Regions from separate parts of the Homo sapiens genome. Here region 1 is linked to region 2. Evidence: chromatin contacts called from ENCODE Hi-C or POLR2A ChIA-PET data. All regions are on one chromosome and are shown on one strand. Each heading gives the region's core, a stretch centred on a gene start or an enhancer-like site at or near the end of the contact. The rest is flanking DNA. Distances are from core to core; before and after follow the strand shown. Region 1 has its middle 14 kb from the start of LINC01973. Region 2 has its middle 38 kb from the start of LINC01987.

What was found. Hi-C counts contacts between places; a loop is a spot of excess contacts on that map. ChIA-PET counts read pairs that join two places held with the same protein, here RNA polymerase II (POLR2A). Pooled maps may share reads with other maps.
Region 1: a loop to region 2 is called in a pooled map, with 2.9 times the contacts of the local background. The contact joins two enhancer-like sites. A Hi-C loop is called at or near these places in 1 of 50 pooled maps. POLR2A ChIA-PET finds 5 or more read pairs at or near these places in 4 of 52 experiments (SK-N-SH, WTC11 and activated T-cell).

The regions. Positions count from the first base shown.
Region 1 is chr17:77,868,393-77,871,092 of GRCh38, forward strand. No RefSeq gene overlaps it. Among named protein-coding and RNA genes, the nearest start is that of LINC01973, 14 kb to the right of the region's middle. RefSeq lists an enhancer at 1,190-1,279. Within about 2 kb of position 1,404, at least 8 of the 41 ENCODE cell types and tissues checked have a DNase peak (open chromatin) inside an H3K27ac peak, as active enhancers do.
Region 2 is chr17:77,689,051-77,691,750 of GRCh38, forward strand. No RefSeq gene overlaps it. Among named protein-coding and RNA genes, the nearest start is that of LINC01987, 38 kb to the right of the region's middle. RefSeq lists enhancers at 1,518-2,397, 2,398-2,700. Within about 2 kb of position 1,266, at least 4 of the 41 ENCODE cell types and tissues checked have a DNase peak (open chromatin) inside an H3K27ac peak, as active enhancers do.

The DNA.
Region 1 (2,700 bases), core at 154-2,653, 180 kb after region 2:
CAGAGGGTCCCCCGATGCACACGAGCCACCTCCCCTCCCTCACCGCTGCTGCGGGGCAAAGCCAAGCAGATGCTCTTAGCAGAGTGGCCCTGGGATGCCTTGGGAGGCACAACTGGTAGCTGCGTGCAGCTCAAAGCTGGAGCCACCTCCAATGCCCAGAGGAGGCTGGCCAGAGGGGCGAAGAGGAAACCAGGCTGTCACGTCAGGTCAAGTGATACATTCGGTGGTGGCCTGACCCCAGCCGGCTTGGGGAGGAAGCTTTGGGACCCGGACTCTCATGCCCAGACTCTGTGTGTGTGTGTGTGTGTGTGTGTGTGTGTACACGCGCATGTGCGTCTGTATGCACATACGTGTGTGTGCATACACGTGTGTGTGTGTGTGTGTGTGTGTGTGTGTGTGTGTGTGTGTGTGTAGGGGCAGAGTGGAGCTCTCCCTAAAAGTTCTTCTTAAATAGATAATGTTTATCAAGAAGTACCCAGACCAGCAGCGGGAAAAATACTTAATAACCACTTAAGTAAACAGCAAGATTGGCAGGAACCATTTTTCAAGAGAAAAGAGCTGGGAGAAGGCTGCCAAGCGATGGATGGAAAGTATAATAAATTCCACGTCACTGCAGAGGCTCTGGCTCTCCAAGGCACTCTGGGCCCATATCTGTCGCTAAGGCTCTGATGGGCCGGCACAGGACACTTCATCATCTTACTACTTTGACATATCACATCCCAAAAGGTGGTGCTGGGCTTGGGATGTGGTGGCTGTTCTTCCCAAACCACTGGGAGTTTGGAGAGTTCTGTGTCTGTGGAAGGGGAGCTGCGTCGAGCTCGCTGGGGCTGTGGCACCAGGAGGAAAGAGCATTTTCCAGGAGCCAGTGTCCCAGGCAGAGGATGGGAGGTGGCCTTAGGTGATGGCATATGAAGAGGGCCGTTCCTCCTCCTTCATGCAAGGATCATGCAGCTGGCCCTAAGCCAGCCTCCAGGCACTCTGGCCAAGCCTCATGTGCCCTTCCCCTTCCCCAGTAGTTCCCAGCGTGGGGCAAACAGTTCTGTCTTCTCAAGACCCAGGCGACGTGTCTCCTTTGCAGATGCTTCAGAATCCGGAGCAAGAACTCTGCAGAATGAGGCAGCTGAAGTGCCCCAGTGGAACCTCATTCTGCAGACCTAGCCCAGGGGAGGTTACCGGGCAGGCAGCTTCACAAACCCACACACAAGCAAAGGGATGTTTTATTTGAGACCACGAGGCCATGGTGATTCCCAACTCACCAATCCATGCTCCGGCACTGACCTGCTGTGTGAACTCAGACGAGCCCCTTAACCTCTCCTCCACCTCAGGTGTTCTCCCCCGTCAAATGCAATTCACAGTTTTAGCTCTGCCGGCCCCGCCAGGCTGTGGGCAGATCAGGTGAGAAAAAGGGATGTGAAAGCAAGTTTGTGAACGGCACAGCACGGAGCAAAGGCAGGACACTGTCACTTCCCATCATGGGTGCTGAACACAGAGCCACACCCCTGCCAGCCTCAGGCCGGGGTGCCCAGCCTCCCCCAAAAAGCTGCATCACAGGGCTCTCCCAAGCCCTTATTTGCATTTAGCTCCCCTCTGTGGTCCTCCCTGCAGTGGCTGAGGATGGTAATAATGACAGTAGCTGAGCTTCGTTGAGTGTGTTGCACAACAGCGCATTGCACTCTCCCAGCAACCCCGTTTTTCAGATGAGGAAGCTGAGGTGTAGAGAAGGTAAGAAATTGGCCAAAGTCAGAGTGAACGAGCAGTGAGGCTGGGTGTCCGCCTCGGATCTGTCCGGCAGCCCCTGGGCTGGGTTTCTCAGGCATTGGCCCTCCAGCTTGGTGATTTTTGCCAGCGTTGTGCCCACCCTGGACTATGATGTATAATATTGTGTGTGTATGTATTAGGTATAGTCATTTATTCAACACATTTTTATTGAGGACCTAATATATGTGCCAGGCATCACTCTGGCGTTAGACATAGGTAGTAAACCAAATGGACAAAAATACCTACCCATGTAGGGCTTTTTATTTTTTGAGACAGGGTCTTGCTGTGTCACCCAGGCTGGAGTGCAGTGGTGCAATCACGGCTCACTGCAGCCTCTGCCTCTGAGCTCAAGTGATCCTCCCACCTCAGCCTCCAAAGTACCTGGGACTACAGGTGCATACCGCCATGCCCACCTAGTTTTTGTTTTGTTTTGTTTTGTTTTTTTTGTAGAGACAAGTTTCACCATGTTCCCCAGGCTGGTCTCAAACTCCTGGGCTCAAAAGCAATCCGCCTACCTCAGTCTCCCAAAGTGCTGGGATTACAGGTATGAGCCACCCCTCCTGACCATGAACCTACTCACTTTTGAAGTAACGTTTATTTTCAGTCTGGGTATGGTGGCCTATAATCCCAGCACTTTGGGAGGCCAAGGCAGGTGGATCACTTGAGGTCAGGGGTTCAAGACCAGCCTGGTTAATACGGCCAAACCCCGTCTCTACCAAAAATACAAAAATTAGCCAGGTGTGGTGGTGCTCGCCTGTAGTCCCAGCTACTTGGGAGGCTGAGCCACAAGAATCACTTGAACCTGGGAGGTGGAGGTTGAAGTGAGCTGAGATCCTGCCACTGCCCTCCAGCCTAGGTGACAAAGGGAGACTCTGTCTCAAAAGAAAAAAATAATAATAATAACATTGATTTTTAAAAGACAAGTTCATGTCGCTACTACAA
Region 2 (2,700 bases), core at 16-2,515:
CACATTGCCACGAATGGACGCATCTATTCCAGGTAGAGAAGGCTGTTGTCTGGGAAGCATACAGCAGCTATTATAAACACTGAAAGTCAGTTGTTTAGCCCCCATTCATGGGCACTCTCTGAGGACCAGGCACATGGGGCTTCTGAGAGCATAAGGGAGCTCTCCATTTAGGAGGAACCAGGTGATGAGCAAACAGGATCCATTGAGGCTCTGAGATAGACGCTTCCACCTGGCGTCCAACCCATCCCAAGAACTCTGATGAGCAAGTGCTTCCCATTTTGCAGAAAAGGAGACTGAGATTCAGAGTGGAGAAGTGAGCACCAAGCTCATTCAGCCCATTTTACAGACAAGGAGACTGACATTCAGAGTGGAGAAGTGAGCACCAAGCTCATTCAGCCCATTTTACAGACAAGGAGACTGACATTCAGAGTGGAGAAGTGAGCACCAAGCTCATTCAGCCCATTTTACAGACAAGGAGACTGACATTCAGAGTGGAGAAGTGAGCACCAAGCTCATTCAGCCCATTTTACAGACAAGGAGACTGACATTCAGAGTGGAGAAGTGAGTGCTCAGCCCACTCAGGTCTCCAGGGCCAGAGCAGCCAGAATGGGTGCCAAAAAAGAAAAAAGAAAAATTGAATAAGACCTACTATTTGATAGCACAATAGGGTGACTATAGCCAACAATAACTTAATTGTACATTTTAAAATAACTTAAAGAGTGTCATTGGATTGTTTGTCACTCAAAAGATAAATGCTTGAGGGGATGGATACCCCACTCTCCATGGCGTGTGTATTTCCTATTGCATGCCTGTATCAAACATCTCATGTACCCCACAAATATGCACACCAACCACGTACCCAGAAAAATTAAAAATATAAATAAGGCCAGGCATGGTGGCTCACGCCTGTAATCCCAACACTTTGGGAGGCAGAGGCAGGCGGATCATTTGAGGTCAGGAGTTCAAGATCAGCCTGGACAACATAGCGAAACCTCATCTCTACTAAAAACACAAAAAATTAGCTGGGTGTGGTGGCATGCACCTGTAGTTTCAGCTACTCGGGAGGATGAGGCACGAGAATCGCTGGAACCTAGGAGGCAGAGGCTGCAGTGAGCTGAGATCATGCCACTGCCCTCCAGCCTGGGAGACAGAGTGAGAAAAAATAAAAAATAAAAATAAACTTAAAAATAAAAGAAAATAAACCCTCCAAGAATTCTGAGCTCCGCCTACTACGCCATGTCCTCCCTGGAAGGAAGAGGCAAGATTTTCCCTTTCCAAGCCCTGAAACAGCTGCACTGACCACTCCCATTCCAGGGACCAGGGTCTGAGACATCTGGGTGGCTGTCTGCCAGGCAGACCCCGTAAAATGGGACAGCCCACCCTGCTCCTGCCACGTCAGGCCACTGGGATGGGAAGCTCTAAACAGCCCCCGCCCCCCCAGGCTGCAGCTCGAGGAGGAGCGAAGCCTCTTTCCTTGCACTAATTTGCAGTGCAGTGTGCTGTCTGCCTCGTGGGCACATGGAACGTATATAAATTACCCCGCCAGGACGATTAACTGTTTGTCCAGGCTAATTGTCAGTATTAAATCTCGCTCAGTCACAGTTTTAAAGCTTAATTTAAATTCTCTATCTTTAAGAAATCCATACTCCCTCCCACCACGGGAGAAAAAATAGATTTAATGGGTTTAGTCCATTTCCGTTTGTAGCAACCCAAGTTATAATTAGGCATGTGCAAAGCGGATGTTTCGGCGGGCGGTGAGCCTGCAGACCTGCTCCTCTCCTTCCCGGCAGGGCCGGTCCTGGTGGGGAGTGCCCTTGTCTTTGCTGCCCTAGATAAATTTCTGAATTAGGAGTTATTGCTCAGAGACCCCTGAGCCTCCATGGCAGCCCCTCCCGATTATGGCATTAATCTTGTCAATGTGCTTAAAGGTGGAGAAAGAATTCATCCTCAAAGGTGGAAGGCACAAGAAAGCAGCCAGGAAACCCCTCTGCCCAGGAGCCAAGAGCTCGGGGGAGCCATGGGATGCAGGCGGATGGGGGGGCTTCCCCTCATGTCTTCCTGAGACCACTGCCCCGCCAGATGCCCCCTTGCCCTGAAGGCTGATGCTGCCACTGCAGCTTATCAGGAGTGAGGACCCCTCCTTCCTCTCCTCTTTCTTTCTGTTCCCAGATACCCGCTTAGAAGCAGGTTGGAGCCAGGAAAATGCAGACAACTAAGGCATAGATGTAGAGGATGCAAACTGAACAAAGCTACTGAAAGCCCCCACACTCATCCCCCTTAATGTCCTAGGGGGAACTGAGACTCAGAGAGAGGCGTGACTTGCCCAAGGGCACACAGCTGGCCTGGGTTGCAGCTGAATCCCAGGGGACTTGGCACCCATTGCCTTGCTACACATTCATGACCAGGGTGAGGTGCAATTCCTTGTTCAAGGGACACGCTTGGAAGAGGAATCTTCATCGCCCTTCCTAATTCTATGCATCATCAACACCAGGGCACGTATGTTTACGCTCATTGTCCCTCACTGGGCTTGCCCCATGCAGAGGGTGGCCTGGGGGAGCAGAGATGGCAGGGAGGGCAGCTGGAAGTCCAGGTCAGAGAGAGGAGAGTGTGACCAGGGTGGCAGCAGGAGGCATGGAAAAGACGGATGCATGGAGAGGGGTGAAGAGCGTGGGAACCAGGGCTGGGGCTGCCCAGACCTGG